Linked DNA regions of Homo sapiens: region 2 is linked to region 1. The links are chromatin contacts, found by Hi-C or POLR2A ChIA-PET in ENCODE. All regions are on one chromosome and are shown on one strand. Each heading gives the region's core, a stretch centred on a gene start or an enhancer-like site at or near the end of the contact. The rest is flanking DNA. Distances are from core to core; before and after follow the strand shown.

Evidence for each region. A loop is a pair of places that touch in the nucleus more often than their neighbours do. ChIA-PET counts read pairs that join two places held with the same protein, here RNA polymerase II (POLR2A). Pooled maps may share reads with other maps.
Region 2: a pooled map shows a loop between it and region 1 (2.0-fold over the local background). The contact joins two enhancer-like sites. A Hi-C loop is called at or near these places in 5 of 50 pooled maps. POLR2A ChIA-PET finds 5 or more read pairs at or near these places in 3 of 52 experiments (OCI-LY7, WTC11 and activated CD4-positive, alpha-beta T cell).

Annotation. Positions count from the first base shown.
Region 1 is chr12:50,252,474-50,257,171 of GRCh38, forward strand. All of the region lies in intron 1 of LIMA1 (LIM domain and actin binding 1), which reads right to left. It also overlaps the pseudogene RNU6-1093P. Among named protein-coding and RNA genes, the nearest start is that of MIR1293, 21 kb to the left of the region's middle. Within about 2 kb of position 1,643, at least 13 of the 41 ENCODE cell types and tissues checked have a DNase peak (open chromatin) inside an H3K27ac peak, as active enhancers do.
Region 2 is chr12:50,530,259-50,535,204 of GRCh38, forward strand. The region is part of intron 1 of DIP2B (disco interacting protein 2 homolog B); the gene reads left to right. Among named protein-coding and RNA genes, the nearest start is that of DIP2B, 28 kb to the left of the region's middle. RefSeq lists enhancers at 1-474, 2,684-2,753. Within about 2 kb of position 2,698, at least 19 of the 41 ENCODE cell types and tissues checked have a DNase peak (open chromatin) inside an H3K27ac peak, as active enhancers do.

The DNA.
Region 1 (4,698 bases), core at 393-2,892:
GGAAGGCTGAGGCAAGAGACTCTCTCGAACCTGGGAGGCGGAGGTTGCAGTGAGCCGAGATTGCACCACTGTACTCCAGCCTGGGTGACAAGAGCGAAACTGTCTCAAAAAAAAAAAAAAAAAAAAAAAGACATAATGGGGCCTGACTGGGAAGAAAACCATGCTAAGGAGTTTGGGCCATATTTCAATAGTGGGAAGAAGTAACCCATGAGTGATCAGAGATTAGGTCTAATCTTATGTGCTATTTACTTAGCACATGCATGGTTTTTATAACAAAAAAAGTTTCTGATCCTCAATATCCACACCTGTAAGATAAGATCTCTGTAGTGGATTAACCACAGTCTCTCTGGTGGAACACAGAAAGTTTCTGAAAAAGCATGTAACATGACTAACATCATATTTTAAAATATTATTCAGCAGTAGTGTGCAACTTGCTAAGAGGGAAAAAGACTGGAGTCTAAATTACTAGTCAAGAAGATCCTGAAACTAAGTGAGAGGTAATCAAGGTTTAAATTCGTAAATTAATTAGGGTAGGTGGAAATGGAAAAGTGGGAAGAGAGAAATTGACAGTTCTTAGAATAAAATGAACTTAGGGTAAAAGAGAATCAAAGCTGGCATCATCAAACCCGAATGATGGAAGGCTGTTGATTCCATTAACAGAGACAGTAAATATAGAAAGAAGAGGGAAAATGATGAGTGTTGATTTACACATGTTGAGACATACATGTCAGCAAGAGAAATCCAAATGATATACAATAGGAAACTACAAATTCAAAGCTAAAGTTAGAAATCCGACTCTTGGAAGATTTTAAGACACTAACTTTATGCTTTGCATATATCTCAATCCTCACAATCATTCTACAGGATTGGTTTTATTGTCTTATATTTATGGTAACGAAATTGAGATTCAGACATATTAACTTTACAAAGATCACTTAGCTATAAAGTAGCAGAGCTGGGATTCAAACGCATATTCTGTTTGATTCCAAAGTCCATTTTCTTTCAACTACAATTAATGAAGAATGATTAAAACCGCCACTTTTAGCCAATGTAGAAAACCAGCTAGAAAAATCCCTGAACCACCTAGCTGAAAACCCATACAAATTATTTTTCAGTAAGAGAATAGTGGTGAGTATCTTCCCAGAGTGGTGAATATCAGAGATAATCATTCCTGCTTTCAGGGAAACTTAAAAGTTATCCTGGGCTCACTTGGAATACCCTCCATTGTAGTAACTGGCTTTCATTGGCCTGCATTAAAGGTGTGGTATTGGGGCCAGCATGGTGGCTCACGCCTGTAATCCCAGCACTTTGGGAGGCTGAGGCAGGCGGATCACCTGAGGTCAGGAGTTCCGGACCCAGTCTGGCCAATGTAGCAAAATCCTGTCTTTACTAAACATACAAAAAATTAGCCAGGCATGGTGGCAGGCGCCTGTAATCCCAGCTACTTGGGAGGCTGAGGCAGGACAACTGCTTGAACCCGGGAAGCAGAGGTTGCAGTGAGTCGAGATCATGCCATTGCACTCCAGCCTGGGCGACAGAGCGAGACTCTGTCTCAAAAAAAAAAAAAAAAAAAAGAAAGGTATATTATCTCTCCCCACCCACACAGTCTCTCTCAGATATGAGTTCCATTTTCAGACTTTCAGACTCCAAAACCCATTCTCTTCAGTCATATGCATTCTACTACCACATGAACTGTGAAGGAAGAACTGCTGGATTGGAAGACAGTTGGCTGCAAGAGTTAAAGGAAACATATAACAAAAATAAACACAGATTTTTAGCTTCAGAGACTAGAAGGATCGTTGCATGACAAATAAATGGTATACATAGAAAGGGGAACAGTTTGCTGAGAAGGAAGATGCCTTCAGTTTCAGATACAAATGGCAGATTTTTTTCATTAAGAAAGTAGCTTGGAAATCAAGTAACCAAATCCCCTTTTTTACAGTGAGGAAACTGAGATGCATAAAGCTCCAATCATTTTCCAAAGTCACCAGCTGGTTAGTATTAGAGCTAGAGTTCTAACTCCCAGGATCAATGTTCTTTTATCAAACCAGGTAGCTTGAGATGGGCCACTAAATTGTCCTAGGGTAGGGTAAGCTGTAGCTTGGAGATAAAGATCTCTCGAACAAAGGTCCTTGAAAAGTTGAAGAGTGACTCACTGGGAAATCTGCCCCAGGTATCTGCTTCCTCAAGCTGTTGCTTACGGTGAGGCCGGTAACTGCTCCAAGAAACCTATTCTAATAAATTCATTTACAGACTCTCCTGACCAAGGAAACTGTCTCTCAGAAACCAGGCTTGGACAAAAACAGCCGGGCGCGGTGGCTTATGCCTGTAATCCCAGCACTCTGGGAGGCTTAGGTGAGTGGATCACTTAAGTTCAGGAGTTCGAGGCCAGCCTGGCCAACATGGTAAAACCCTGTCTCTACTAAAAATACAAAAATTAGCCAGGCGTGGTGGTGCATGCCTGTAATTCCAGCTACTCGGGAGGGTGAGGCAGAAGAAAAATTGTGTCACTGCACTCCAGCCTGGGCAACAGCACAAGACTCTGTCTCAAAACAAAACCAAAAAAAACAAAACAAAAAAAAACCACCAAACCAAACCAAAAAATAAATGAGCTGGCCCTGCAACCAGCCCTCCCCAAGCCACTAATAAAATCCTGTTCTTATATATCCGATCTCAGTGGCCTCCTCTCTTTTTTTTCTCCTGAGATGGTTACTTATTCAAGCTGTATGGCTTCCTGAACATAGCCTCAAAAAATTAGAACAAAGTAAAAACTACAAACTCACTTATGAAGAAAAAATGGGCCACATGTGGTGGCTCATGCCTGTAATCCCAGCACTTTGGGAGGCCGAGGCAGGCAGATCACATGAGCTCAGGAGTTTGAGACCAGCCTGGGCAACATGGTGAAACCCTGTCTCTACAAAGAAAAAATACAGAAAACTATCTGGCCATGGTGGTGTGTCTGTGGTCCCAGCTACTCAAGAGGCTGAGGTGGGTCACTTGAGCCTAGAGGTTAAGGTTGCAGTGAGCCGTGATCACACCACTGTACTCAACCTGGACTATAGAGCCAGACCCTGTCAAAAAAAAAAAAAGAAAAGAAAAGAAAAAAAAAAGTAAAGAAAAGAAAGAAAAGAAAGGAAAGAAAGAAAAGAAAAACATTATTTTTAAGAAATAGATTGTAGAGTTTTAGTTTTTCTACCAACCTCTCTTCCCAATTTGAATGTCATCAGGTAAAAGGGAGCAATTAAAAGAAAAAAAAAAACTAAAAAACTTCAAGTTGCAAAGGGAATTTTAAATAAAAGCAACATGAAATACATTGCTACATAATGTTTTTTCAGAAAATTACATTTCTAAATTTATATTTCTGTACAAAAATAGTGACTAAATTCACATTCTTGAACATTTTTTGGAAGTTAATAGTTATTTATTTTTTTTTTGAGATGGAGTCTCACTCTGTCGCCCAGGCTAGAGTGCAGTGGCGCAATCTCGGCTCACTGCAACCTCCGCCTCCCAGGTTCAAGCAATTGTCCTGCCTCAGCCTCCTGGGTAGCTGTGATTACAGGCATGTGCCACCACACTCGGCTAATTTTTTTTTTTGTATTTTTAGTAGAGATGGGGTTTCACCATGTTGGTCAGGCTGGTCTTGAACTCCTGACCTCATGATCCGCCCGCCTCGGCCTTCCAAAGTGCTGGGATTACAGGCGTGAGCCACCGTGCCTGGCTGGAAGTTAATAGTTCTTTAACCTTTTTTTTTTAAACTTTTTTTTTTAAACATGGACTGCTTCACAAATTTGTGTGTTAACTTCACACAGGGACCATGCTAATCTTCTCTGTATCATTTCAACTTTAGTATATGTATGACTGAAGTGAGCACTCACCTTTTATTCTGAAACAATTTCATACATAAGAGTTGCAAAAACAGTACAAGAGTTCCCATATACATTTCACCTAGCTTTATCTTATATTACCATAGTACAATTAGCAAAACTAAGAAATGAGCACTGGTACAATACTATTAACTATAGACTTTATTGAAATTCCACCAGTTTTTTAATTAACGTCTTATTTCTGTTTCAGGATCATACACTGCATTTAGTTGTCGTGTCTTCCTAAGTCTACCCCAATCTATGACAGTTACTCTGCTTTTCCTTGTCTTTCATGACCTCGATATTGTTGAAAGTATTGGTCAGATATTATGTAGAATGTTCCTCAATTTGGGTTTCTTGGTTTCTCCAATAAAATAGAATCAAGACTCCTTGGAGAAGCGGTTGATTCCAGAGCTGGGGAAGGGCAAATACAAGATCAGCCTGGAACATCTTGCAATACTCAAAAGACAAAACAAAAAAAAGTTTTTTTAAAAAACATGATATTTTCTCAGATTAGATTGAGATTATAAATGTTTGAAAGGAATAATCCAGAGTTGATGTTCCCTTCACAGTGCATCATATCAGAGGGTACGTGATGTTGATGTGATGTCTTATTACTCACGACATTAGCCTTGATCACATGGTTAATGTGGTATATCAGGTTTCTCCTCTGTAAAGTTATTATTTGTTTTCCCTTTGTAATTCATAAATATTATGAGGGAGAACTTTGACTCTGTTTCTCCTTAAACTTTTTCCCATTAATTTTAGCATTCATGGGTGTGTCTTGCTTATGGCAATTATTACTGGTATTCTAATGGTGATTTTCTGTTACTGT
Region 2 (4,946 bases), core at 1,448-3,947, 280 kb after region 1:
TTTAGTAGAGACGGGGTTTCACTGTGTTAGCCAGGATGGTCTCAATCTCCTGACCTCATGATCTGCCCGCCTCAGCCTCCCAAAGTGCTGGGATTACAGGCGTGAGCCACTGTGCCCTGCCTCCTCCATCACTTTCTTCAGGGGAAAGAGCATCATATAGCATCTTTGGGAAGAGCATTCATGGGAAGCCACTGAAGTATTGTAAGCAGGAGTGGATGACATCTGTGTTTGTTGGAGATCGCCTTAGAGGAGAATAGTTTCAGGTTGCTGTGTCACACAACCAAGTGATACTATTTACATAGAAAAAGTGCAAAATAGCCTTAAATAAGAGCAGGTAAGACAGGGCAGGAAGACTTACAGGAGGCTACTGAAATGAGCTGTCTCTGCAGTAGGATTAGGGAAGAGGGAATGAAAAGAAGTATTTAAGCAGGGAGAATTTACGAGACTAGTATGGAGGAGGAGGAGGTGTGCACAGAGATTTGTAGGTGTGATAGGAGAAAGGCGGACTGGTAAGTTTCTTCCTTAGGCATCTTGAGAGAAAGATGGCACCATTTCCTAAAACAGGGAATAGAGGCAGAAGAACAGTTTAGGGTGTAGGGGGAGAGAAAATTCAGTTTTACTGAATTTGAGAGGTTTTGGGGACATGCAAATGGAGATCTGTAGCAGCAGTTGGGTGTGTGGATTTGGAGTTCTGTAGAAAGGCCTGTCCTGAAGATATACATTCAGTATTCCTTAGCATGTATCGCTGATAGTGGAAGCAGTGGGCATGATTGAGATTGTCCAAGGAGAGCATATTATATATGTTGAGATGGAGTCTCGCTCTGTCGCCCAGGCTGGAGTGCGGTGGCGCAATCTCAGCTCACTACAAGTTCTGACTTCTGGGTTCACGCCATTCTCCTGCCTCAGCCTCCCGAGTAGCTGGGACTACAGATGCCTGTCACCACGCCTGGCTAATTTTTTTTTGTATTTTTAGTAGAGATGGGGTTTCACCATGTTAGCCAGGATGGTCTCGATCTCCTGACCTTGTGATCCGCCCACCTCGGCCTCCCAGAGTGCTGGGATTATAGGTGTGAGCCGCTGCACCCAGCCAAGGAGAGCATATTGAGTGAGCAGAGGCTAAACACAGAACTGGAAAGCACCACCATTTAAGGGGGAAGCTGAAAAAAAGAACCTGGAAAAGAGGTCAGAGGGGTATGAGTGACCAGAGGGAGAAGAGCAAAACAACAAGGAGTATTAAGTGTCTCTTGTTGCATAGAGTTTGAGACTAGGACTGAGAAAATGCAATTGAGATTACAAGCAGAGGTCATTGGTGGTGACCTTTGCCTAAGCTGTTTTAGTAGGGTTTAGGGACAGGGTTGGGGCAAGGAAGGGGCACTGCAGCCTGTTGAAAGTGGATAAGGAATGCAAAGCAGAGAGGAAGTGGAAGTAGAGGCAGGCGGGGTACCCTGCTGTTTCAAGCCTGGCCGTGTGAGGTGGAGAGAAAGGAAGTAGCTAGGATATATACACATTCATCTGTTCTTTGTCTCTCTCCTCACTAGAAAATAAGTTGCCTGAGGGCAGGAACTTAGTTTTATTCACTGCTTTATCTCCAGAGTAAAAAATTGCTCCTGGCCTGTAGTAGGCACTCAACAAATATTTGATGGCCAAACAAATGAATTATGTTAAGAAGGTAGAGACTTGAGTGTGTTCATTTGTTGGTGGAGGGGTAAGAGGTCTTGGGGAGGAGGAATTGAAAGTCTAGAGTAGAAAGATGTGATGGAACGAGGTCTCCCTGAGTCAGCAAAGCTTGAGACCCTAAGTGCTGCTGGAGTGATCATTCAGGATGCCAGGAATGACTCCTTTTCTGCTGAAACAGAAGGGAAGAAGGAAAGGATGGGAGCAGAGGCAGATACTCATAGGTGATGGATGAGGAAGCTGAGGGAGTTCTTGCCTAGTGGCCTTATGAGTATTCTCTGAGTTAAAAATAAGAGTGTTGGCCGGGTGCGGTGGCTCATGCCTGTAATCCCAGCACTTTGGGAGGCTGAGGCAGGCAGATCATTTAAGGTCAGGAGTTCCAGACCAGTCTGGCCAGCATAGTGAAACCGCGTGTCTACTAAAAATACAAAAATTAGCCAGGTGTGGTGGCATGCGCCTGTAATCCCAGCTACTTGGGAGTCTGAGGTGGGAGGATCGCTTGAATCTGGGAGGTGAAGGCTGCAGTGAGCCAGATCGCACCACAGCACTCCAGCCTGGGCGACAGAGCCAGATTCTGTCTCAAAAAACAAAAAACAAATAAAAATAAGAGTGTAATATATGTATCCTTGGAACATGCATTGTGAAGACATACAAAAAAACCCACCAGCATTTAAGCAGCTGTGCTTCTGTGGAAAGTCACTGTGGTCAGTGACATGAAAGGTAGGTGAGGTGAGGATGTGCCAGAGAAGATGAGTAAGAGTAGGTGAGACAAGAGGTCTCTAGTCTCAGCTGGGAATGTAGGGTGTGGTTTGACCTGAGAGAAGGGAGTGTGGGTAACCCCCTTTCCTCTAGAAGGAGCAGGGCGCTGTCCTTGGGCTCTCAGGGAAGTGGGGGAAGAAAGGGCAGTGTATAAGTCTTACTCTTTCCTGTGTGAGAAAAAACGCAGAGAAACTTAAGCCTTGAGTGAATTAGAGTAACTCTTTGTTAGTGACTCCTCTGGCCCTCACCGGGCTGGTTTTTCAGTGATCTATTTCTGATTCATTTGACAGGAAACTGCTTTCCCAACTTTTACAAGCTGTTATCTAAAATGGTTTGTGTGCTTAACAGCAAAGGTAGTAGTGAGAAGGAGGATGTGACAGAGTCACAGTGAGTCATAAAGAACAAGACATGACCATATTTGTTTACCTCATCAGGTTTTACATAGAATTAATTTAAAGAATATTAAAGTGTCCATTTTGTTTTAATTAGCAGTTGTTTAGTAATAAGTTCTCATGCTTTGGAATTCTCTGTTTTCAGTCTCATCAAATTCAAGACTACATATTTCTCATGACCTTTCTGGAAGGGAGAGGAGAGTAGTAAGGATGAGTCTTGTAGTCTTCTAGTCTTCAGTTGAAATTAAATAACCCAACCAAGATGATTGTTTTTCTTTTGCTGTCAGCCTTATCAGCCATTACTGCAGGTCAACCCCTGACAAGTTGTGTAGGGTGAGGGTAGCGTCGAACTAGAGTTTTGGCTGTTGCTGTTTTGCATTTTGTGTGTGTTTGCATGTGTTCTCTGTAAAGTGAGCAGAGGATCCTTCAGAAAGGGAGCAGATTCCAAGGGTAAGAAGGGATTTCACCTACAGGAAGTTGTGGATTCTAACCATTTTTTAACTGCCCTATCAAGGAAGACAACTTTTTTCCTTTTTTTTTTTTGAGACAGGATCTTGCTCTGTTGCCTAGGCTGGAGTGCCGTGGTGTGATCACAGCTCACTGCAACCTCTACCTCTTGGGCTCAAGCAATCCTCCCGCCTCAGCCTCCCAAGTGGGCACCATGCTGGCTAATTTTTAAATTTTTTTAGACAGAGATTCTCACTACTTTGCCTAGGCTGGTCTTGAACTCCTGGGCTCAAGTGATCTGCCTGCCTTTCAGCCACCCAAAGTGCTGGGATTATAGGAGTGAGCCACTGAGCCGGGCCTAACTTTATATTATAAAAAGTACCTGTTACTTTTTGGAGATGGGAGAAACTTTTTTCCCCCCTGTGACAGAAGGTGAAATCAGAGATTTGAGGTATGATAGTTGGAACTTGGTATTATCATAATTAGAATTCATCAATACTTAGAATTCATTTTTTTCTAAGCCATCTCCTTACTCTAACTCATTCCCCATGATTCTAAATTTTTTAGTCATTAGTCAACTAGTTAGAACTCCAATTAGGCATGTATTCTGGGGAATAAAATATGACTTTATCAGCATTTTGGGGAACTCAGGGACAAGAGATTCATCTGGTCAAGTTGGCATCAACAGGCTGAGGACTCATTTCTCATTTTCATGGAGAACCAAGTTTTAGCCAAATCCTTATTTTCTGGGAATTTATATTATGTATGTGTGTCTAAAAAAACACTTTCAAGACTTTTGAAACCCAATGACTGGACTCTTTTTACACATTCTCATTTCATTTTTTTTTTTTTTTTTTTTTGAGACGGAGTCTCACTGTGTCGCCCAGACTGGAGTGTAGTAGCGCAATCTCGGTTCACTGCAACCTCCACCTCCCAGGTTCAAGTGATTCTTCTGCCTCAGCCTCCTGAGTAGCTGGGATTACAGGCATGAGCCACCACGCCCGGCTAATTTTTGTACAGATGGGGTTTCGCCATGTTGGTCAGGCTGGTCTTGAACTCCTGACCTCAGCTGATCCACCCACCTCGGCCTCCCAAAGTGCTGGGATTACAGGCGTGAGCCACCATGCCCGGCCTCAGTTGGTTTTTAGAGAAATCAACTGGACAGCATTCTGAGATTAGGAGAATGTCAGAGACAGTGAGGTAACATGGAAAAGATTGTGGGTTTGGGTTTCACTTCTGTTTATAAGCTTTGTGACCTTGGGCAAGTCATTTAACCTCTCCTATCCTTTGGGAGATGAAGTGGCTAGATGAGAGAATCTAGTTCTTCCTAGCTCTTAGTTCCTGAGATGACCTATGATTAGATCTGTTTATCAAAGTATATGAAAAGGAGATCCTATTTTAAATTCACTGGAACAGGGCCTGGCGTGATAGCTCACTTCTATAATCTCAGGACTTTGGGAGGCTGAGGTGGGTGGGTCATTTGAGCTCGGGAGTTTGAGACCAGCTTGGGCAAGATGGTGAAGCCCTGTCTCTACAAAACAATATTAAAAAATTAGCCGGGTGTGATGGTGCATGCCTGTAGTCCCAGCTACCCGGGATGCTAAGGTGGGAGACTCACCTGAGCCCAGGAGGTCAAGGCTGCAGTGAGCAGTGATTATGCCACGGCACTCCAGC